6 separate regions of the Mus musculus genome follow, and regions 1, 3, 4, 5 and 6 are each linked to region 2. The links are chromatin loops, found by intact Hi-C in ENCODE. Cell type or tissue: left cerebral cortex. All regions are shown on one strand.

Evidence for each region. A loop is a pair of places that touch in the nucleus more often than their neighbours do. Peaks named below come from ENCODE experiments on the same cell type or tissue, not always from the same donor. Only the 100,000 strongest peaks of a DNase experiment are listed, where the experiment ranks them.
Region 1: a loop joins it to region 2, with 6 times the contacts of the local background. A loop is called at or near these places in 7 of 42 quality-filtered maps.
Region 3: a loop joins it to region 2, with 5 times the contacts of the local background. A loop is called at or near these places in 14 of 42 quality-filtered maps.
Region 4: it touches region 2 in a loop (4-fold over the local background); 8 of 42 quality-filtered maps call a loop at or near these places.
Region 5: it touches region 2 in a loop (7-fold over the local background); 10 of 42 quality-filtered maps call a loop at or near these places.
Region 6: it touches region 2 in a loop (5-fold over the local background); 13 of 42 quality-filtered maps call a loop at or near these places.

The regions. Positions count from the first base shown.
Region 1 is chr8:22,258,698-22,262,697 of GRCm38, forward strand. Thsd1 (thrombospondin, type I, domain 1) reads left to right here. Exons shown (of 5, transcript NM_019576.2): 5 at 1-2,637. The coding sequence ends at 973. Among named protein-coding and RNA genes, the nearest start is that of Tpte, 23 kb to the right of the region's middle. In left cerebral cortex, no CTCF peak of the experiment used is centred here; no DNase peak of the experiment used is centred here; H3K27ac peaks cover 780 bases.
Region 2 is chr8:22,190,472-22,194,471 of GRCm38, forward strand. Vps36 (vacuolar protein sorting 36) reads left to right here and starts at 2,362. Exons shown (of 14, transcript NM_027338.2): 1 at 2,362-2,495. The coding sequence starts at 2,400. In left cerebral cortex, CTCF peaks have their summits at 2,307 (motif pointing right) and 2,539; DNase peaks (open chromatin) are centred at 2,355 and 2,682; H3K4me3 peaks cover 1,296 bases; H3K27ac peaks cover 1,179 bases.
Region 3 is chr8:22,375,523-22,379,522 of GRCm38, forward strand. It overlaps Slc25a15 (solute carrier family 25 (mitochondrial carrier ornithine transporter), member 15), which reads right to left. Exons shown (of 7, transcript NM_181325.4): 6 at 3,762-3,920; 7 at 28-2,459. The coding sequence ends at 2,335. Among named protein-coding and RNA genes, the nearest start is that of Slc25a15, 21 kb to the right of the region's middle. In left cerebral cortex, a CTCF peak has its summit at 1,611 (motif pointing left); a DNase peak (open chromatin) is centred at 1,563.
Region 4 is chr8:22,572,175-22,576,174 of GRCm38, forward strand. No RefSeq gene overlaps it. Among named protein-coding and RNA genes, the nearest start is that of Vdac3, 20 kb to the right of the region's middle. In left cerebral cortex, a CTCF peak has its summit at 1,539; a DNase peak (open chromatin) is centred at 1,526.
Region 5 is chr8:22,409,336-22,413,335 of GRCm38, forward strand. It overlaps Mrps31 (mitochondrial ribosomal protein S31), which reads left to right and starts at 2,005. Exons shown (of 7, transcript NM_020560.2): 1 at 2,005-2,249. The coding sequence starts at 2,131. In left cerebral cortex, a CTCF peak has its summit at 2,288; a DNase peak (open chromatin) is centred at 2,025; H3K4me3 peaks cover 1,963 bases; H3K27ac peaks cover 1,018 bases.
Region 6 is chr8:22,397,279-22,401,278 of GRCm38, forward strand. Slc25a15 (solute carrier family 25 (mitochondrial carrier ornithine transporter), member 15) reads right to left here and starts at 1,343. Exons shown (of 7, transcript NM_181325.4): 1 at 1,162-1,343. It overlaps 1810012K16Rik (RIKEN cDNA 1810012K16 gene), which reads left to right and starts at 1,443. Exons shown (of 3, transcript NR_045473.1): 1 at 1,443-1,705; 2 at 1,869-2,000; 3 at 2,167-2,313. In left cerebral cortex, no CTCF peak of the experiment used is centred here; DNase peaks (open chromatin) are centred at 1,107, 1,336 and 2,345; H3K4me3 peaks cover 1,917 bases; H3K27ac peaks cover 1,612 bases.

The DNA of each region.
Region 1 (4,000 bases), 68 kb after region 2:
CTACCGCCTTGCCCAGCAGCAGCTGAAGGAGATGAAGAAGAAAGGGCTGACCGAGACCACCAAAGTGTACCACGTATCTCAAAGCCCCCTGACAGACACTGTAGTGGATGCCACGGCCAGCCCTCCCTTAGACCTGGAATGCCCCGAAGAGGCTGCAGCAAGCAAGTTCCGAATCAAATCTCCATTTCTGGACCAGCCTGGGGCAGGTACCGGGGAAAGGCCTCCCTCCAGGCTGGATGGCATCGTGCCTCCTCCTGGCTGTGCGGTCAGTCCCAGCCAGACCCTGATCCGAAAGTCACAGATAAGGTCGACCGGTGGCAGAGATGGCTCATCGGAGAGGTGCCACTCCAGAAGTTCCCTCTTCAGGAGGACTGCTAGTTTTCATGAAACCAAGCAGTCTCGCCCTTTCCGGGAGAGGAGTTTGTCAGCCCTGACTCCCCGCCAGGTCCCCGCCTACAGTTCCAGGATGCGGACCTGGGACCAGATGGAGGATAGATGTCGGCCTCCCAGTCGAAGTACCCACCTGCTTCCAGAGAGACCAGAGCACTTCCAAGGGGCAGGTCGGACCAGCAGTCCTTTGGGTCCACTCTCCAAATCCTACACTGTGGGGCATCCCAGGAGGAAACCGGACCCAGGGGATCGTCAGGCCGGATTGGTGGCAGGAGCTGAGAAAATGGAGCCTCACCGAGCTCACAGGGGACCGTCCCCCAGTCACAGGAGTGCCTCAAGGAAGCAGTCTTCCCCCATTTTCCTCAAAGATAGCTACCAGAAAGTCAGTCAGCTTAGCCCTTCTCACTTCAGAAAAGATAAATGCCAGAGCTTCCCCATCCACCCCGAGTTCGCCTTCTATGACAATACCTCTTTCCGCCTCACCGAGGCTGAGCAGAGAATGCTGGACCTCCCAGGATACTTCGGCTCCAACGAAGAGGACGAAACCACAAGTACACTCAGTGTGGAGAAGTTAGTGATCTAGGCTAGGAAGCAGCAGGGTTCACCCAGGGTCCTTCACCCCTCTGGCAATATCCCCTGCTCACATACTTTCTGTGGGCTGCACTGTACAACCGTGGGAATTAGTTCACCCAGATTATATGTGTGCGCGCGCATGTGGTTTTGATTAATCAGGAAGAAGTGGTTTATGCTGAATTTTCCTCTCTGTTATCCCTTTTCTATTGGCTTGTTACTACTAATAAAATTTAAAGAAGGCAAATTTATGATGCATTTTGAACACGACACTGGATGTTTCCAACTTAGGACTCTGGGATCTTTTCCCAAGAGGGAGGAGTCTCCAAATGGCTGATGTGTATGCAAACCATTATGCGCAGAGCTTGCATCTTGCTTCCTTGTAAAGTAGGAACCAAACACAGGAGCCTAAACATGGGGTTGCTTCTTTTGAAGTGTGTTACCAAGGTACCAAGTGGCATAAAGCCTTTCTGCCCAGTGGCCTAAAGACTAATCAGCATACACGTAAATAGCTACAAGCTCAAGGCGACCTCCAACAACCACACCCATCCTGCCTTTAGATTGATTTCCTTCTTTTAGAGTTTATCAGGATGTCGGGCAGCTGGGGAGGTTTCAGATAGGGGGAAATCACAAATGTAAACACGGGAGTTTCAAAAGTTCATATTTGTTCAACTGTCACTTGTGACTTTTTGTTTTTAAATTAAAATGTGCTTCCTTTGGAACCGTTCTCAGTGATGACTGCCTGCTCTTCAGGAACAGGACGGGTGGATTGTCCAGAGCCCTCTGACAGCTGCTACTCGTGGATGAAAGGAGAGCCAGGCTTGCTACTCTCCAGTTTCTTTATTTATCTCACCAGAAAGCTTTCTTCTTTATCCAAGTTCACAGGCCTGTGGGCCAGCCTTTGACACAGAGGGCACATGATCGCTTGTTCCAGACTTCCCAGAGATTTACCCAGCACCGTCAGTCTGAGACCAAAACAGCTTTGGGGAAGTGGGAATTCATGAGGAACACTATGAGCTGAGAGCCTTCCTGTTAAGTGATGCTCACTGTCTACCCAGGCCAGTGTTCTGGGGCTGTCACTAACAGTGACACCCCCCCCCCACCTCCGAGGGAGAAAAGATGCTTTATCACAGTTTTTAATGCGTGAGTTATAATTTTCAGTAAACAGATTTTCTGTATCGTACCTCCATGTCTCCATGTTCTAGTCCCGGTATCTGCTATAGAATGGAGGCTCAATAAAGACAGTGAGTGGCCAGCTAGTACAATGCCTTTAAACCAGTTGTGGTTGAATTAGAATGATTTTTAATAATACTTTACATTGTAGATCATTATAAAGGAAATGTGTTTATGAGACATTATGAGATTTCAGTTCATACAGGTCTCACAAACATGTTTTTTGTTTTGTTTTATTTTGTTTTGTTTTGTTTTTTGGTGTCACCAATTCGTGTGTTCCCAATCATCCTGCGAACAATCAGTTATGCTTGGCCAGCGTTTTGCTGGCTCCGTGTTTCAGATTATCTTAGTATATGTAACTTCATGGATCTGGGTAAGCTCGACACACTTAGATGTTTATTGTCTGTGTCCCCACCAGTTGTGACTCCCTGCAATGTGTCTGTGTTCACCTTGCTGAAAAGAAGTGTTCTTTCTAAATATAGTTTTTAATCTAAAAATTTAAAATTAGCGTGTATTTCAGAACTTTACACAAGTACTATATTTACATTGTTCCCACCCCTCTCTAATTACTCCCTCTCAAATTCACAACTGTGTATGTGTGACTGTGTGTGTGTGTGTGTGAGAGAGAGAGAGACTGTATGTATGTGATGTATATGTGGGTGTGACTGTGTGTGGGTGTGACTGTGTGTGTATGTGACTGTGTGTGTGTGTGACTGTGTATATATGATTCTGTGTGTGTGACTGTGTATATGTCACTGTGTATATGTGACTGTGTGTGTATGTGAATGTGTGTATGTGACTCTGTGTGTGAGACTGTGTGTAACTGCATGTGTGTGTGACTGTGTGTATGTGACTCTGTGGGGTGTGTGACTGTATGTATGTGACTGTCTATGTGTGTGTGGCAGTGTGTATGTGACTATGTGTGTATGTGACTGTGTGTGTGTGTGACTCTGTGTGTGTGACTCTGTATGTGTGAATGTGTGTATGTGACTCTGTGTGTGTGTGAGATTGTGTGTATGTGACTGTGTATGTTACTCTCTGTGTGACTGTGTATATGTGACTCTGTGTGTGTGGCTGTATGTATGTGACTATATGTGTGTGACTGTGTGTTTGTGACTGTATGTGTATGTATGAATGTGTATATGTGACTCTGTGTGTATGACTGTGTGTATATGGCTGTATGTGTGTGTGTGGCTGTATATGTGACTGTGTATGTGACTGTATGTGTATGTATGAATGTGTATATGTGACTCTGTGTGTATGACTGTGTGTATATGGCTGTATGTGTGTGTGTGACTGTATATGTGACTGTGTGTATGTGACTGTGTGTGTGACTGTGTGTATGTGACTGTATGTGTATGTGTGAATGTGTGTATGTGACTGCATGTGTGTGTGTGACTGTGTGTATGTGACTGTGTGTGTGTGAGACTGTGTGTATATGACTCAGTGTGTGAGTGTGAGACTGCATGTATGTGACTGTGTGTATGTGACTATGTGTGTGTTTGTGTGTGTGTGTGTGTGTGTGTGTGCGACTGGCCACTTGAGATTGAATTGAAACCTACCCCCAGGAGAAAAGCCCTCCCCCCTCAGCTGCTATCAGTTGCCTGGAGCTCTTTCTCTAGAGTTGGGACCTTGTGCAATTCCCCCGTGTCCTCTTGGCATGTTGTCTAGTGTTATTGCAACACAGGCCTTTTTGGCCAACTGTATTGTTGAGATGTCATGGTTTCGACTTCTTATTGGATTTTGGCACTCACCTCTCCTTACCCAGGACTCTCCCAGGCTGGCCCTTCCTTCCACCCAGCCACCACCCACAAGGTAGAAGATTCTTAAGCATGGGATTTTCAGCTCTTTGACTGTGATCCTTCTA
Region 2 (4,000 bases):
TGTTATTGTCCTTTGCCTTTTCAAGTTTATAAGATCCCATTTGTCAATTTTTAGAGTCTAAGCCATTGGTGTCCAAGAAATTTTCCCCTGTGTAGGTGTATTTAAGGTTCTCCCCACTTTCTCTTCTATTAGATTCAGTGTATCTGGTTTTATGTGGAGGTCCTTGATCTACATGGACTTGAGCTTTGTACAGGGAGATGAGAATGGATCAGTTTGCATCCTTCTACATGTTGACTGCCACCTGAACCAGCACTATTTGTGGAAAATGCTGTCTTTTTTTCCATTGGATGGTTTTGGCTTCTATGTCAAAGATCAAGTGACCATAGGTGTGTGGGTTTATTTCTGAGTCTTCAATTCTATTCCATTTTCTATTCCATTGATCTACCCGCCTGTCACTCTACCAATACCATGAAGTTTTTATCACTATTACTCTGTAATGCAGCTTGAGGTCAGGGATGGTGATCCCCACAGAAGTTCTTTTATTGTTAAGAATTGTTTTTGATATCCTGAGTTTTTTTGTTATTCCAGATGAATTTGAGAGATTCCACCTCACACAAATCAGAATGGCTAAGATTGAAAACTCAAACCGGGCGTGGTGGCTCACGCCTTTAATCCCAGCACTCGGGAGGCAGAGACAGGCAGATTTCTGAGTTTGAGGCCAGCCTGGTCTACAAAGTGAGTTCCAGGACAGCCAGAGCTACACAGAGAAACCCTGTCTAAAAAAAAAAAAAAAAAAAAAAAAAAAAAAAAAAAAGAAAACTCAGGTGACAGCAGATGCTGGCAAGGATGTAGAGAAAGAGAAACTCATCCATTGCTGTTAGGATTGCAAGCTGATAAAACCACTTTGGAAATCAATCTGGTGGTTCCTGAGAAAATTGGAAATAGTTCTACCTGAAGACCCAGCTATACCACTCCTGGGCATATACCCAAAAGATGTTCCAACATATAACAAGGACACATGTTCCTTTATGTTCACAGCTGCCTTATTTATAACAGCCAGAAGCTGGAAAGAACCCAGATGTCCTTCAACAGAGGAATGGATACAGAAAATGTGGTATATTTACACAATGAAGTACTATTCAGCTATTAAAAATAATGACTTCATGAAATTCTTAGGCAAACAGAACTAGAAAATATCATCCTGAATGAGGTAACCCACAAAAGAACACACGTGGTATGCAGTCACTGATAACTGGATATTAGCCCAAAAGCTCAGAATACCCAAGATACAATTCACAGACCACATGAAGCTCAAGAAGAAGGAAGACCAAAGTGTGGATACTTCAATCCTTCTTAGAAGGGGGAACAAAATATCCATGGAAGGAGTTACAGAGACAAAGTGTGAAGCAGAGAGTGAAGGAAAGACCATCCAGAGACTGCCCCACCTGGGAATCCATCCCATATACAGTTACCAAACCCAGACACTATTGTGGATGCCAAGAAGTGCTTGCTGACAGAAGCCTGATATAACTGTCTCCTGAGAGGCTCTGCCAGAGCCTGACAAATACAGAGGGGGATGCTCTCAGCCAACCATTGTAAACCATATGTAGCAGATGATGGCCTTATCTGACATCAATAGGAGGGGAGGCCCCTGGTCCTGCGGAGGTTTGATGCTCCAGTGTAGGCAGGAGTAGGTGAGTGGGTGGAGGAGCACCCTCATAGAGGCAAAGGGGACGGAGGAGAAGGGGAGATGGGATGAGGGGTTGTGGACGTGTAACTGGGACGGGGGAATATAATTTCCAATGTAAATGAATAAAATGATTAATACAAAAAAGAAAATTATTTTTTATGTGTATGGGTATATTGCCTTCATGTATATCTGTCGCATTAAATGCATGTTTGGTGCTTTATTTCCATGTCACCTCCATCTATCTGGAGCTATTGGTCATTTTTTAAAGGTGGGTGGGTAGGTGGGTGAGGTGGTTCAGCTGGTAAGGGAGCCTGCTGCTAAGCCTCATAACCTAAGTTTGATCTCCCAAGATCCACACGGTCAAAGGAGCAGCTCTCATTAAACATCCTCTGACTCCCACAGGCTAGCCCTTGCATGTTCCCGACGCACACAAACCCTCATAAAATAAACAGAATGTAATAAAAATTAGACTAAAACAAAAACCGGAGAAGAGTGTATTACATAATATGCTGGTTACAGATATATTAAACACAACCTCTGCTGTCAACACTTATTTGGGAAGAAATAAAAAAAAAGTCCTTATTTACAGCTTTTAACAAGCATGTCAACAAGTTTGGCAGTGACAGGGGAGCAAATGTGCACGCGAGTGGCAGCCGCCAGGGGGCGCCGCCTGTCCGTGTCGGGGCGCCCCACCCCCGCCGGCCACCAGGGAGCGCCGCTCGCAGCCCGGGAGCACCGGCGAGCGGCAGAAGCCGGCCGGGTGGCGGCCATGGACCGCTTCGTGTGGACCAGCGGCCTCCTGGAGATCAACGAGACCCTGGTTATCCAGCAGCGCGGGGTGCGCGTCTACGACGGCGAGGAGAAGGTAGGGAGGAGGCCGCGCCGACCCGCGGCCCTCGTGCTGGGCAGGGCCTCACCCTCGGCCCTGGGGCTACCGGCCTCGGCCCGCCGCTCCAGCCGCACGGTGGACAGCGGAGCCGGGGCGCGGGCGAGCGGAGGTCTCGGCGGGTCGCAGCCCGGGACGGTACAGTTCCGCCTTGTGGCGAGCGAGCGCGCCACCGGAACGCCGTCCCCACCCTCCTGCTGGACCGGTGATGATTTGTTCTGGGCTGAGCCGGGGTCCCTCGCCCGGAAGGATTTCCGAAGGAGGCAGCAGGGTCCAGCCCCATGGGGTTTTCTGCTTGCTTTGTAATTACTTTAGGAAGTGGGCTTGAGGCTTCGTGTTCTGTTCTAGGAAGTCATGCAGTGAGCCCTTGCCTTGGAATGCAAGCTTAAATCTTAAGAGCCGGGCTCGCGAAGGATAAGAGAAAAACAACGAATTCATGTATTCTGTGCCTGGAAACCACATGCCATCTTGTCCTGAATTAAATGTACGACCTGAAATCAGGAGTGGCAAAAGAGCTCGCGTCCCCAAAAGCACTTTTAGTCTCCAGTTTTCACTTGAGGCATTCTGTCTTCCTCGCTGTGGTGGAAATGAAACCTCCCTCGCTCTGGAGTTTGATACACCTAGTCAGTGCTTACAGCTAACCCAGGTCCGCTCTGACTTAGGGTATTTTCCTATTGTTTTCGAGGCAAGCTCTTATCCGAGACTGCTTCAGTAAAGTTTGATTTACTTTTTAAGTAAACTTAGACTGTTCTGGGTTTGAGTAGCAAGTAAAAACCAGCCTAACTGGTCTGTCAGGTTGAGATAATAATCCACGGGAGACCCCAAAAGGGAACGATTGAGCAATCTCTTCACTACAGCAACAGCCTTTCACATTCCCCCTTGCTCCTTGACACAGCAGTGGTACAGACTCTGGCTTGAGCTTTAAATGTATAGCCTAAGCTTTGATTTCTAGAGGAAAAATGCAATGGTTCTTAGAACTGTGTGATCTACGGGCACATCGTGCACTTTCTCCTCTTTCTTTCTGTCTTTCTTTCTTTCTTTCTTTCTTCTCTCTCTCTCTCTCTCTCTCTCTCTCTCTCTCTCTCTCTTTCTTTCTATAGGGTTTCTCTGTATAGGCCCGACTGTCCTGGAACTCACTCTGTGGAACGGGCTGGCCTCGAACTCAGAAATCCGCCTGCCTCTGCCTCCCAAGTGCTGGGATTAAAAGAGTGCCCCACCACTGAGCGGCCATCGTGCACTTTCAAGTTAACATTTGTTTTGGAAATGTGAATTTTTACTAATTAACAAAAAAGAGATTCTTAAATTCGGTTGTTTGGTTTTGTGTAAGTCAGATTGGCTGAGACACTTAAAGTTAGGCCAAATTACATGCTAGAAGTACTTGAGCATGACGTCTTTTTATTTTTAAACATTTTCCTCGTTTTTAATTATGTGCCTAACATGTGGGTCTGTAAGAGCAGCTGTCAGCCTAGGCCAGAGGTATCAGA
Region 3 (4,000 bases), 190 kb after region 2:
ATGTACAGACACTACGACCAGAGCAAGTCTTAGAAATGAAAGCATTTAATCAGGAGCTTGCTTACAGTTTCAGAGGGTTACTCCATTATCCAGCAGGGAGCACTCAGGCATGAAAACTCTGGGGTTGAGAGACTAGGCAAAGGCCATCCACAGTATGGCACTTCCTCCAATAGGCCTCGCCTCCAATCCTTCTAATCCTATCAAACAGGTCCATTCCCTAGTGATTAAACATCCAAATATGAGACTATGGCCACATTTTCATTCAAACCACCACATGGGTGGAGGCAGAGCACAATTTTAAAGGGTTGTAGCATACAGAAGTAATGCTTTCTGTCAACTTCCCTGCAGTCAAATTATTTTATACCAGGAATCTAGCTGACAGAAAGAACACTTGTTCCAATACAACCACCACCTTGAAGAATTATTATCCATAACTCTTTAACATTGGCTCTTTATATAAATGTATTTAAGTGAAACTCTTCATAGACTTACATTAGGTTTATTTAATAATGACAGAGCACTCGTTTCTTTAAATAAAGTATTTCAAAGTTCTACTTTTGTCTCAAGAACAATTGCACCCAAACATGAAACCACAAATCAAACCAACAGATTGAGTTTTTTAAAATTTCACCTTAGGCCTCTATCTTTCCCTTCCCCTCGTTCCTGACTCTTTCTATGGGAAAGATCACAATAGCCAGACTGAGGAGACACGCTGCCAACAAGACTAATGTGCACTAGACCCAGGCACCTAGAAGGGAAAGAGCTTGGCTTTGAACAGTCTTCCTGCAGGAAGCCAACCCTACATTTGCCTCAATTCAGATCAGTTCAGATGAAGCAGCACTCAGTAGCCATTGGTCACTGAGAGCACTGGAGTAGAAAGACAGTTTTCTCATGAATGCCGAATTTTCTCCAGGAATGCTGACGGGTGTCCCTCCCCACCCCGCTTTTGGAAATACTTTGCTTTCCTGACCCTTGTACTCCTGACACTGTGGTAAGGTCAACCTACCTCCTTCAGCCTTACAGGCAGAGTGGGAACAGCGCCCACTACCATCCCCCTGGTCTTGGAGCAGTACAGACAATGTGCCTGATCTCTATGGCGAGAAGACCCCACAGCCAAAGAAGAAAAATGTGGGGTCCAGTTTTTTGGTTGCTACATACATACTACCCTAATTTAATAAAAATACCTTTATTATGTCACAATGCTTTCCAAAGTTATATATCATCTACAGTCATTGAAATTCATAAACTGCCAGCTCCAAATACAGAAGCAGATCAAGGAATCATGGACCCAAAAGTGAGCTTCAGAAAGGGTACCCAGTTAACGGGCTCCTTCGGATGTCTCCATTAGTAGAACCCTGTGATCAAAGCGGGGAGCCCAGACTTCCTTTCTGCTTCCTGAAAGGGCGTCTGATTGGTGAGACACAGTGGGCTCAGAGTGGCCTCAGATCCAGTACCAAAGGTGCACCCTGGATTCCTGCTGAGAGCAGGCAAGAACCTCTGTTGGTTTTCAAGAGAGCAGGGCAGGGCAGTCCCTGTCTTTCAGGAGCAGCACAGAGGGAGGAAGCTCTGAGTGAGGAGGCGGTGTGTCCTCTGCTGCCCCCCAGAGGTCTAACGCTCTGGCCACACCTCCCAGTACCAGAGGGTAGAATGAGAAGCCCACCTAGAAGATGAACTGCACTGTGAGGGAATAAACGTCATGAGAAAAATCCAGGATGTCCACCCTGAAACTTCATCAAGAACGTAGAAGCCACACAACTATGCATATAGGTTTTCCTAAAAATATAGAGGGATATTTTAGCTTTAATATACCACAAAAAGTTTAAAAAAAAAAAAAAAGTTAGCCTCTTAGTGCACAGGCTCAGCAGCTTTTAGCAACAGCCTTCTAACTAGGATCATTTATAAGCAATCATCTACAACCATCTACCTAAAAATTGGTCACCATTTATAATTAAACCCAGAACAAAGTCTTGTTTTCCTGTGGTGACAGGGCCATCATAATTGCATGTGTACCACTGACTTCCACTGAATTTGTCCTGAAATGAAGGCAGTCTGCACGAGGCTGGTGCATAAGGCTAGTGTATAAGGCCACCAGTTCCCCTGTATACTCACTCTACCAAGGGTGGACTTTTCTGTTTGGGTTCAATAACAGGCAGAAATTATACTGTGTAGAATGGAGGACCGTCCACAAAAAATCCAAGACTTTGAATAGAAGAAGGGAAGACAAGTTCAAAGTTCCAGTGAATCACATAATTCTACATTGTTCTTGTACTCCCTGAAACCCTGAGTTGACCAGTCACTAAACGCCTGCCTTGAATCCAGGCACACCAGGACACTTCACCATGCTTCCAATTGGTTCATCATCAACTTCCTGCTGTACTCATAGGCCAAAAACAGTGCCCCGTTGGCAGGGAATGCGCGGATCATGGTGGGTTTCAGTCCAGAATACAAGGCTGTTATTCCTGGAAGGCAAAAGGGCGATCGAAAAATCGTGACAGCATTCTGGCACAGGGACACACACACACACACACACACACGTACACGTACACAGAAGAGACTGCGCCCACAAATTCAGACAACAGCACCAGAACCCACGAGATAAAAGGACTAGTTTACGTTCCCCTCAACAGACTACAGAAAGCTCTTTGGTACTTAAATAACAAATCGATTTCTAAGCCTGCAGGACTCCTGCAGTATAGACATGGCAAAGCAAAGGCCTAACATGGCCAGGTGGAGGCCACTGAGGAGCCAAGCGACTAGCAAGAGAACCCGAAGTGTGTTTCTAGTATTAGTCTGCTCAGCGTGGTCATGAGGGAGACTGAACTAGGGTGAGCCAGGCAAAAGTGGAGATGACAATTGGGAGTAGTGGTAATATACAAGGTTCCTGCATTTGATTTGGGACATGAGTTTAAGCATGTCTCCGTGTCTCTCTGTCGCTGTGTTCTCCCTCTCTTTAAACCAACGCACAGGTTCTTAAGCCAAGGCATTATTTTTTTTTTGCTGTTTTTCAGATAATGATGTTTTGACCATATACGTCATCTACTTCTTTTAAATTATTTCATTTTCAAGATTACAGTATAATTATATCTTCAGGTTCCAATATATCATTTCATATCTCTTTCTTTTCTTCAAATCTTCCCATAACCCTAGTTTTAAGATATCTAAATGGTGGATGCCAGAAAGACAGATCAGGTCTTTGGTTGCACAAAGTTGATGTCATATAAACATGACTTTAAAAGTCTGCATCCTCCTGCATAACTCTAAAAACTGATTCACGTTAAAAACTGCTTAGACCATTTCTCATCTCAGAAATGTTATTGCTAAAGATGCTCTATTACATTCTTTGCAATGAAATAGGAATGTAATACACTCATTGAGGTCTTTAAAAGCCTTGGTGATCCGGTCAGGGCTGTGCATGTTTAGTCTATGTAAATGAGGTGATGCTGCTGGCTTCAAAGCATCCTTCCCTCTAACACTAACAAAGTCTGCATCTTAAAATGCCCCCCCCCCACCAAGGTATTTAGAACACAAAGAATCCTGCCAGATACATGGCCCAAAAGTTAGAAAAAAAATTTTAAACATTTTTGAGAATAATGAAAATAAAAGCTAAAGCAAAAGGTTTGGAGATAGAAGGTGGACACATGAACACAGTACTAAGAAAAAGGCAGGAGGCAGGCAGGCAGGCAGGAAGGAAAGAGGAGGTCACAGGGCGGACTAACCCAGGTCACTGTGAACACACTCATCTCTGCACACATCAGACTCACCTTCATTCTTTACGATACTCAGGAAGGTCCTGACGAGTCCTGTCTGCTTTCCAGTCATAGAAAGAACTTGAATTCTAGATTTGATACAATCCACCGGATACACAGCAAGCCACAGGCAAATCCCACCAAATCCACCACTCAGCATCAATGGCACAGGACCTAGAGAGGGAGAGCAGCCAGTGGTCCTTTGTTTTAGGTGGTATTTCCAGAAGTACACGTAACACTTAAAAGGAGCACAA
Region 4 (4,000 bases), 380 kb after region 2:
TGGGCCAGGGCCCTCAGACTGGTCTGTGTATGCTACTGGTTGGTGTGGTTGGTGGCTCAGTCTATAGGAGCTCCCTGGGGTCTGGGTAAGTTGACACTGCTGGTCTTCCTATGGGGTCACCCTCCCCTTCAGCTTCCTCAATCCTTCCCCTAATTCAACCACAGGGGTCTCTGACTTCAGTCCAATGGTTGGCTGTAAGTATCTGCTTCTATCTCATTCAGCTGCTGGTAGGGACTCTCAGAGGACAGACATGCCAGGTTCTGTCTGTAAGTACAACATAGCATCGGGAATAGTGTCAGGCCTTGGCACCTTCCCATAAGATGGATACCAAGTTGGGCCGGTAATTTGACTACCCTTCCTTCAGTCTCTTCCCTGCAGTTTTTAGACAGGAACACTCCAGGATCAGAAATGTTACCTGTAGTTAGTTGCCATGCCCCTCTGCTTAAGACCCTGTCTATCTCCTAGAGGTGGACTCTGAGTTCCCTCCCCACGATGTAGGGCATTTTGGCTAAGGTACCCCATTGAGTCCTTAGAGTCTCTCACCTCCTCTGGTAGTTTCTAGAGGGTCCCTCCCACCTCCCACTGTTTGTAAGATCTTTATAACAAAATGAAGACAAACATTTAGCTAGAGGCAGGCAAGGTAGCTGCTAGCCTAGTCTACAATAGAGAATTTCAGGACAGTCAGCACTGCAGAGGGGCCCTGTGTTTTGTTTTTAAAGGGGGAAAGAAAGAAAAAAAAGTAACTGGCTGGGATGGCAGCACACACCTTTAATTCCGGCTCTCGGGAGGCAGAGGCAAGCTACTCCGGTCTATTCAGAAGCTCCAGGCCAGCCAAGGGTACATAGTGAGACTCTTTGTTTCAAAAAAAAAAAAAAAAATTAAACTCAGAAAGGTAAAAGACTTACACAGGAGTCCTAGGAATACGGCTGCAGGTGTGTAAGAATGTGGAAGTCCAAGAAGAAAAGGGTGCTTGGTTCTGTAAGCCTCGACAAAGCCTCGACAAAGGAATCATGTGAGAGTAACTGTTCCAAGTCGGTGGTTCTCAACCTGTGCGTCATGACCCCTTTGTGGTTAAATGGCCTTTTCCTTCACAGGGGTTATCAGATATCTTACATATCTGATAGTTATACTACAATCATAGCAACAGCAAAATTATAGTATATAATTATAAGTAGCAATGAAAATAAATTTATGGTTAGGGGGTCATCACCACGTGGGGAACTCTATTAAAGAGCTGAAGCATTAAGAAGGGTGAGAACCACTAATGTTCTAAGTAATGTGTTTCAGACGCAATCAAGGACCAAGAGTTCTTGTTGAAGACTGAAACCTGCTTAAACAGCAAAGGGAATTTTGTTTAGAATGAAATGGAAAATTTGTCTTTCCCAGTTTGCCATTTGTTAACCAATCCCTGAACTCAGAAATTTCAAAGTCCACGGAGTCAGGAGAGGGGGTCCAAGAAAATGGACAGGATGACCTCAAGAGCAGAAAGGGCCAGGAGAGCAGGGGTTTATTTTTGGTTGGTACCACAGCGGCACCTAGTGGGGCCAAGGTTAATTGTAATCACAACAACATCTTTTTAGGGCCTTTAAGCATTATCATAGAAATCACTTTGCAAAGTGTTGATCCTCTTATAGTTCAGAGTTGCACGTAACAACAGTAATTATGCTTCTTTGATGATCACAGTAAATTATGATTACTTTCAGAAACCCTCTTTACTGAGAAGCCAAGCCAAATAAAGGCTTGTTGTAGTTTACCTTTAAGCTAACAGCCAGTACTATCAAGTCTTCAATGACTTGGCCACTGAAGGCAGAAAGACAAGCGCTTCTACAGACCAAGAGGCTTTATCAAGAAAATGCAGGGCTATTTTCATCTGAGCAGGAGCTCTGGGGAAAAACCAACCAGTGCGTGGGTGAGATCAGAGAAGTTTGCAAAAGGTAGAAATTTGGCCCAAACTCCAAGCACTGTATGGATATGATGGAAGGCTTCAGATTGGGGAAATGGTAACTGCACAAGATCCAAGGAGAGAGTTCTGCCAGGCACTTTGAAACGGAGGTCTGCAGAGTTCTTTCCTTTAGCGGAATTTCCCCCTAATTAATAGATCGGATAATAAAAACAACAAGAAGTCAATCGCTGGGAGAAAACAGAGAGGCAGGCCTTCCAGTCCTAGAGAGAAAAAGGGGACGCAGGAGGAAGTTAGCCTTTTTGAATGGTGAGGAAAAGAAACAAGATGTAGACCGGCAACTGTTAGATTTGATGGCGGATTCTGCCACCAGAAGATTTCCAACATAGAATACTTGATGAGTTTAGGATGATAGTTTCTGCCCACAGCGGTTGTGTTATCTGTTGATTCTAAACTAAGATTGTCTGGTGTTTTCCATTCTCTGCCACTCAGGTGGGCTGGAGGGAAGGAATTTAGCCTTGAGGGGGAGGGGATTCAGCCAGGCTTTGGAATGGGAAAACTGGGCAAGGTCTGAGCTCCAGAGGAGAGCTGGCGAGAGTGGCAGTAACTTGGAGTGCAAAGGGGTTCCGCAACAGCTGGCCACGGGGACCAGGCCACAGAGACCAAGAGAGCCATCTCATCAGACGGCCCAACCAGCCACAATTTGATAAAATCCCCAAATAAAGGTTGGATTTAAACTTTCCACACATCCATATTTGGATTACCTTATCAATATATAAACTTTGGCTCTCAACAATATTGACTAATTGAGGTCATGAGGTCAATTCAGCAGATGAAATAACCAAGGATACAGCTTATTAGCTCTTCCTTCGAGGCAAACGCTACCCCAGCCCTGTCGTTCCACTGCTTACACTCCTACTTACCCACACTAGCCTGAAGAATCACCTTGCAAAACAACCCTCAGCCATGCTGTGAGAGCTTCTCCCGCCACTCACAGCAGGGTCTGTCTACTCATACCACACATGGGCTTTTATGATACAGGATTAGATACATGGGCAAACTGTTTTACTTTCTCTTGTAATGGTAGCTCAATCCACAAAGATAATAGTTGAGAAAATAAAATTTTATCTTATGCTTGCTATGGCAGATATTGTCTAAGCTCAGTGGTGTGTCACTACCAAATTAGCCATAACTGGGCAAAGACTGCTGCCTGGCAGCTTTTAGGCAGGCTTTGGCTTTGTCAGGGTCAAGTACTATCTTACCTTGGGGTTTTTCAAAGAACAAATGTTGCCTAGTTATTTTAAGACAACCCTCTTAGAAACAGCAATGAATCCTAAGGAGTACATTAGAATATAAATGACCAGTAAATATGTGGAAACAGCCCTTCTCATTTGCCACTGGGGAAGTATAAATCAAAAGAAGATAGAACCTTTCACCCTCAAAACAAACATGGTAGTGTGGCAACAGAGTCCGTGTGCATGGAAGGCACGGAGGAGCACCAGGGATAGGACTGTAACTCAATACCAACACTTGAAGGGCAAACTTGCAACAGCCACTGCTACATGTAACCATCTAAATTTAAACCAAGTAATGTGTAATGAAAATTAAATCTCAAATTGGGTGGCTCAGGTGTCCTGATACTAAGCTTAACAGCCATATATAGCTAGTCTATACATAAACCACAGCGAGAGAGAGAGGGAGGGAGAGAGAAGTCTACTCATGACCCCCACACAGAGAGGGGGAAATGTGGTGATTTGGATGAGCATGGCCCCACAGGCTTGTGTTTGGCCCCAGCTTCTAGACCTGTTGGGGAAGGATTAGGAGGTGTCTTTGGGGTAGGCTTTGAGATTTCAAATTCCCAGGATGTCTCTCTAGGCTGCCACCATGCCTTTGCTCATCCTCACCCTAAGCCTCTGAAACACAAGCTTGCTTTTGTGAGTAGCCTTGGTCAGTGTTATTTCACAGCAATAGGAAAGAGGGGGCAGTAAAGGTTAAAAGGTTTTTTGGTTTTTTTTGTTTTTTTGTTTCCCGAGACAGAGTTTCTCTGTGTAGCCCTGGCTCTCCTGGAACTCACTCTGTAGACCAGGCTGGCCTCAAACT
Region 5 (4,000 bases), 220 kb after region 2:
TAGTTAATTTTAAAGATCCTTTTATCTACTAAAGGAAATACACACACACACACACACACACACACACACACACATATATATGGTAGTGGGTGTTTTCACGGAATACATAACTTTTTAGGTGTTGAAAGAAAGATGAAATTTCAAGACCTGTAAGTCATATAAAGTACTCAGAAATTGCTGGTTGTTTGTGAGCCTAGAGGCTGCCTGGGGCTGAGAAAAAAGAAAAAACTAACCCGGGTATGCCCCGTAGTTAAAATATTCCTGGGAACAGCTTAACCTTAAAGATAAAGAGGAATGTGAGGACATAACAGGGCTATCTGAACTGAGTCAACAACTCACAGAACTCTGACACCCTGCACGTACATGTAATTTTTCTGCTGATGTTTGAATAAGCCAATAGTGTGTTGCTATGCTGAATTCCACACCCCTAAGCCCCTTACCCCATAAAAACCCCTAGCTTCTGAACCTCATGGCCGACATCCATTATCTCCTGTGTAGGCTGCATGTTGGTCCGGAGCTCCGTCATTAAACTACCTCATGTAACTACATCAGGGTGGTCTATTCATGATTCTTTGGGTGCCCGCTGAATCTGGAATTGAGTGGGGGTTTCCCCACTAGGTTCTATCAGTGTCAACACTAAGACATGTAGAAGATAGCTTTGATGCATCTTTATGTTGGAGGAAAATGGCATAAAATAAGTTTTAATTTAATGTTTCTGATATTGGAGGAATATACTTGGAGTTATAAACTACTGTGTGTTGTTGCTCCTGTTCTTACAAAGATATATTTGGCCAGTACAGAGAAATGCAATATATTTGATTATAAATGCCTTCTGCCTTGTAATTAATATAGTATATTATATATTAGATCTAACCTCAGTGATAAATGCATTTTGAAGCTTGAAAAGAGTTGTAATAAAATTGTCTGTACCGTTGCAAAAAAAAAAAAAAATCCCTGAGAAAATAACACTAGCTGGTCTGAATTCAATGGGTCCATGCAGGTACTCAGTTTCCATTCAGAGATTCATCAGGTGAACCGGATCTGTCTTGGATCCCCATATCGTGGCGCTATAATTGTCCATGTTAAAAACAAACAAACAGAAACCCTGGTACTCTTATCCTAAATGGAATGAGAGATATTTTATTCTGGAGCCATTTTGAGAGACTGTGGCTCAGATACACAGATCTTGATTAACCCAAGTTCCCACATTCAAACATGGAAGTAGTTTCATTAAATTTTTATAGTTTTACAGAACAAGGTAAATTATAAATCAAGGTTAAAGTACATCGGTGGGTATATCAGAGGAGTAGATACAGCAAGTTGGGGAAGCTTTTCTAATAGGTCTATAGGCCTAAGATTCAAAGGGTTAGTTCCAACAGAGGTGGCAAGGACTGGTTGTCCGGGTTGGGGAGGTGCTAGAACCAGCCCAAAATAAGATAATTAAATTAATTTCTAGACCTGCAACATTCCAATCTCTCTAAAGTACTACGGTTCTAATCAGCCGATCAGTCTCTGCAGTCACAACTTCTTTCCAGGAGTTCTCATCCACAGTCCCCATAAAAGAAGGCTCCAGCAACAACCACGATCCCTTAGCAATTTCCCTCATGTGCATCCATCAATATTGACAGCAAGTCCATCTTTAATTTGCACTATCGCTTGACTCAAATTATCTTGCTTATTTTGCAAATCCGTGGGATTGTTTCCTTTTAATTCATCGGAAAAGAGGTGAGGAACACCTAGCCCCAGACCTTGACCAGGAGCAACTGTCACAGAGACAACCGCTGCGGACTCGCCCCGTCACTCACGGAAGGGCAGGACAGGGAGTTCTGTTAGTTCTCTACGGCTCCAGTCAGCTCAGTTGTTCATCCTGTTCACTTTCTCCGGTCTGCATCTTTATGGAACCTCGATATCCACTCCATCCAAAAAGGAAGCAGCAGGATCGAGCCAGCCAAAGACCCAGGAACATAATGATTGGTCTCCGTTTCCTACCGGAATCCAAAAGGAGCGGAACAGTGCAGGCTGGAAAACATCTCGGAGGACATTTTTGGCAGAGGGACGAACCAGTTCAGCTGTGCACTTCTTGGCGCTTGTGCTTCCGGCTGTGCTCTGGTTTGAGTTTGTATTTACACGATGCTCCACAGAATCCCGGCATTTCTACGCCCTCGCCCTTTCTCGGGCCTCCCTTTGTCCTGTGGAAACCGGGACGTCTCGGTGGCTGTGCTACCCGCGGCTCAGTCCGGAGCTGTGAGGTAAGGTGGCCCAGAGCTATTGGCCGCGCCGGGCTTCCAGGGCTCGCTTGCCCTCTACTTGCCTTGCAGCGACATTTTTTTCCAGCCCCCGGGGTTGGATACTGTAAGCGTAGGCTCTTGGAAGCGGTTGTTCGAAGTGTGGGTAGAAAGAAATCGTAGAAGGACAAGGCAGCTTGTCCGATGCCGTGATGAGTGTGGCAAACAGCCATAACAACAAGTCTTGTTTCTTGTCCCGCGGTCTTTCTGCTGCAAATCTATCCCTCATCCTGCTTGCTGTTACTTCTCTTTGTACGGACTCGAAAAGAGAGGTCGTTTTCTTTCATCTTCTATGCTTCCCAAGAATTTTTATAGCCTCGTTAATGCTTCCCTCCTTTATTCCCTACTGCATTATTTAAAGTGCGTTTATGTCAGCTACCGATGTTGAGCTCCGAATAAAACAGTCCTACCATTCTGGACAGTAGTATACTTCCATTGAGGAGGTGATTCAAGTAGAGTGAAGATAGCATGGGTAAGCACAGAGTTCATTCTCTCAACAGATAACTAGAGGAGAGCAAATAGAGACATCTCGAAGTTGTAAGAGGTTCATGGTATTCTTTCTGGGCACGCCTGTCCTCAACGCCTATCTCAGTGCTGAAGCAAGATAGCAGTGGAGATGGAAAGGATCAACTCCGTGAAGGAGTCTGCACAAAATAAAGTGAACAGGATGTGACCTATAATGAAGTAACGGAGTGGTCAAAAGGAGTGACTATTTCTGCTGATTGCTCTAGAGAACTGACAGAAGGAGAAAGATGTTTCAGAAAGATTCTAAAATGTCTTAGCATTTTAAACTTGCAAGATGAATTTTTATTGTAGGATCCTACACTGCAGGGTGAAAAATGTGAAGTCAGTCTCTGAGGGAAGCCATGTGGTGCTTTTGGTGATGTTGGGGATTTGAATTCAGGGCTTCAAAATTAGTGGAAGCTCATGAGGTATTCTCAAAGAAAAAAAAAGCTCATATGAGCATTTAGGATAATAGTTTTATTACTTTATGCTAGGGAACATTCATGGTTTTCCTGTAATACAGGTTTTGTGTGTGTGTGTGTGTAGTGTCAGAGCACTCTTGAAAGGAAACGTTGTGCTAAATAAAATTAATATGTGTGACTTGTTCTTCTGATTTTCCTATGTCAAGGTACCTTCAACATTAACTTTCAGAAATAATAACTGTTTGAATTGTATCATATTGATATCTCAAGAGTTCTGTGTATTGGTCATGACAGTACTTCCCTTTGTAACTTATTTTTCACTCCGGCATTTTCTTTTCTTTTTTTTTTTTTTTTTTTTTTTTTTTTTTTGGTTTTTCGAGACAGGGTTTCTCTGTGTAGTCCTGGCTGTCCTGGAACGCGCTCTGTAGACCAGGCTGGCCTCGAACTCAGAAATCCGCCTGCCTCTGCTTCCCAAGTGCTGGGATTAAAAGCGTGTGCCACCACGCCCGGCTAACTCTGGCATTTTCATAAGCAAATTATATAGTTTCAGAGTTTGGGAAAATTTTTTTTGCATTAAAGTGTTCCAAGCCTGGGGATGCCAATTGCTAACTTTGACAATTTGATACATATTAATAACACATTATTAATTTACTATACTAATAATAATACACTATTAATAATATGTAATCCAGAGAACAAATTGCAACTGAGTTATCTTGGGTTTTAGTTAAAATGCAAATTCCCCCACTCCATTCCAAATGTGAAAACTCGTGAACCCATTGCCTGTGC
Region 6 (4,000 bases), 210 kb after region 2:
CAAGAGCCAAAGGGACAGTAAGTTTGCTGTGAACTTGAGTCTCCTAGAAATGTTAGAAAGGCCATGAAGTCGCATCAACTTGGGGACAAGACCTACATGAGGATGAAAGCAATAGACACACTAACATGGATAAGGAAATCTCGGGGGAGGGGGTCTCAACCCTTGACAAAGAACTACAAACGAGTAAGGAAAGCTGGGAATGGGGGCATAGTCTTCCCCAGAGTACAGTCCCCAGTTGGTTATCCACCATATAGAGACAAGTAGCATTATATGTCCTGAGAAAAAGAGGCCATGAATTTGAAAGGGGGTAGGGGATATGGTTACACCGAAGGGGTTAGGCGTAGAAAAGGGAAGGGAGGAAATGATGTTAATTACAATTTTAAAAAGATATATTTTTTTAAGTGCTTTCCCGTGCTGGGAATTAAACCTAACTTCCTGCATACCAGGAAAGTACTCTTAACACTTAGCCCCCTTCTCAGGGGTATCTGTCAAATTATAGAAGACAGAAACGCTACTAACAGATGAACCCAGAAAGAATGCACAAGGACCTGAGTATCACCTGTGGCTTGGGGGATATGCAGGACCTGCAAAAACCAGACCGGTCTGCGCGGATTTAAACTAATTTAGGAGCCTGCTGTACCATTTGGAGTAGAAACCCCGAATCCTTTGAGCGTCTCACCCTCTTCCTTCAAACTACCCAGCAGTCCCAGAAACAACGCCGCCGACACAACCACTGGTTCCTAGGGTGCCAGAAAGAACTTCCCGGGTGCTCAGCGCAGGTGAGGCTGCCTTTCGCTAAGGAGGGACCCGTCTGGAGCTGCAGCTGGAGCTGCAGCTGGGCTGCAGAAGGCCGCCTGCCTGCCACCACCATCAATCGAACCCCTCGGGCCCAGCCCGGGACAACCGGGGTGCCAACTACTGCCGCAGCTGCGGAGCGCTTCACCCGGCCTGACCCGGATTCTGCTCTGCTCCGCGCAGCGCGCGCACACTGGCCACCGCGCCCGCCCGCCCGAACCTCCGCGTCTCCCGGGACCCCGCAGCGAGCCCGGTGCGCGCGCCCGGAGCCGCGGCACGTGTGCGGCAGGGCGGGGACTGTCAGCCGCGTTCCCCAGCCGGGCCGGTCGCCCACTCGCTCGCTCCCGCCCGCTCCCGCAGCCTCACCGCCGCGCCTGGCTGTGTCCGGCTCGCCCTCTGCCGCCCGCGCGCTCCGCTGGCGGCCGCGGGCCCCCGGGCAATTTTTAAGGTCGCCCTGTGGGTCCGGCCCTCGGGCCCTCCCTCCTGAGACCCCCTCCACCAGCCCTCCCTCCGGAGGCCACGCCCTCCTGAGGGCCCGCCCTCTCGAAGTCCCGCCCTACCGGCCCTCCCCCACGCGAGGCCCCCTCCGCCCCTCCCTCCCGAAGGCTGGCCAAGGAAACGGAAATCTGCTCTCCTCGCTGACTGCCGAGCTGGCAGCCTCCGGGAGGACTCACCTTGAGGTCTCCCAGCGTTATCCAGCCCCAGGAGGCTGTGGCTTTAACAGTAAATGGAAAGTACTAGAATGGTAGTGGTGAACTATAAGTTCCCTTATGGGCAGCTTTTTAAATCATCTGTTTATTTGTCTACAGACAGGGTCTCGCATAGCCCAGGCTTAACTTGCTATATGGCTGAGGGTGGTCAGGAACTTCCTGATCTTCCTACCTCCCCCTTCCAAGAGAAGGAATTTCAGGTTTGTTCCACCAGGCTTGGATTTGTGAGGTGGCTGGGATGAAACGTGGGGCTTCCTGCATGCTAGGCAAGCGCTCTGCCAACAGAGCTACATCCCTAGGTTTTAGTTGCTTGTCTGATTGTCTATTTTGTGTCGCTTTAGGTTTCATTCTTTCTCCCCTAAGGAAATCCATTCCCAGGAACATTATGGAAAAGACAACAATATAAGCTGCCGCTGCAGGTTTTATAGTTCCCAGCGATATATTCCTGAGGCTTTAATTAGAAGCTCAAAGTGACGCTGGAGTGAGGGCGCAGAGGTAAAGAACCTTTGATACTTATCAACTTGACTCAGCCTAGAATCAGTAGAGGGATTGCCTAAATCCAGTCAGTCTGAGGATGGAAAGGTCCGTAGCAGCAATGTCTTGATCAGTAATTGATGCTGGAGAGCCCAGCCCACTATGGGTGGTGTCATTCCTCTGGCAGGAAGTCCTGGATTGGAGGGGGGAAAAAAGCATCGTCCAGAGATCAACCAAGAAAGTGAGTCGGTAATCTGTATTCCTACATGGCTTCTGCCTTGACTTCCTGCCTTCCGTCAATCTGGAAGAGAATGCCAAATAAACCTTTTCCAAGCTGCAGTTTAGGCAACAGTGTTTCATTGCTGCAACAGAACGAAACTAAAATTCAGTTCTTAGCCCACATCTGGTAGCGCCCAAGTCCAGCGCTGGTGTGTATCCAGCTCCCCCGTCTGGCTTCTGTAAGCATCTGCAGGTTCCTTCAGGGGTACACACACACACACACACACACACACACACACACTACACATAAATAAAATAAATCTTTAAAAAAGAATCATAAAATCAAAAGGAGCAGGGAATACTTAAGAAAACTGTGGTTCACAGGAGTGATAAAACTATCTTTAACTCTAGCCCTATTCAATTGGAAGAGTCTCAGGGTCATGTGACCCCTACACCACCAGCTTCCCACTCCGCTTCAGCCTCCCTATGAGCCTTTTCACGTTTTTAAAGATTCCTTTAATTCTGAAATTGATGTGTATGTATGAAAACATGCATGCTGGCACCTGTGGAGGCTGCAAGGCAAAGTTGTCCCTTGAACAACAAGAGGTACCAGTGGTGAGCCGTCTTCCTTGTGTGCTTCCTTTATAGTGATGTGTTTGTGTGTCAAGTTGAGGGGGGAGTGTCAATTGTACTGGCTGGTTTTGTGTGTCAACTTGATCCAGGCTGGTGTTACCACAGAGAAAGGAGTTTAGTTGGGGAAGTGCCTCCATGAGATCCAGCTGCAAGGCATTTTCTCAATTAGTGATCAAGGTGAGAGGGCCCCTTGTGGGTGTCCCTGGGCTGGTAGTCCTGGGTTCTATAAGAAAGCAGGCTGAGCAAGCCAGGGGAAGCAAGCCAGTAAGTAACATCCCTCCATGGCCTCTGCATCAGCTCCTGCTTCCTGACCTGCTTGAGTTCCAGTCCTGACTTCCTTTGGTGATGAACAGCAATGTGGAAATGTAAGCTAAATAAACCCTTTCCTCCCCAACTTGCTTCTTGGTCATGATGTTTGTGCAGGAATAGAAACTCTAAGACAAGTGAGTGCTCTTAACTGCTGACCTACCTCTCTGTCCTCTTGAAAACAGCATGTCACAGGCAAAGAACACTGCTCTCATTGGACAACAAAGTGTGTCTCAGGGCTGACTTCCAAATGAACAAACAGTCACACACAGGACTCTCTGCTCAAGGTAATGGTGACTACCCTTGGGATTATGCAAGATATCAGTGTGGCTGGCCAGTAAGGCAGCAGGTTTGACGCAGGTGAGAGGACAGACTGACTGACTACAGGAATCAAACCTTTGTCGGTGTACCAGAATTTCACAATGTGCAGGTTAATGACATCATGGGGCAGGGGGTGGGGGGCAGATAACGCAGTGTGAAACTGGAGTTGCAAGCAAATCACAAACACAGAACATCTTGGATTCAAATGTGCACTTGGTGATCGAGGAGAAAGAAATTAATGCTCTAATTACACATCCTCATACCCACTAAGTATTCTTGACTACTGATAGAACTTCTGTTGCAAACTCCCTTGGGTCTTGTTTGGAGTCAGTACAACCAATCTTTGACACTGAGAAAAACAAACATAGATTTGGATTTCTGTAAAACTATGTGAAAGAAAAGGAGAATGTTGCATCGGTGAAATAGTTGTTAGGACAATGTTTGAAAGGGGACAATTTCTTTTATGTGTTTTTTTCCTTTGGGAATTTTTATGGCATTTGTGGAAATGAGGGAAGGAAAGTCAAATCCCATGTGTATTTTAT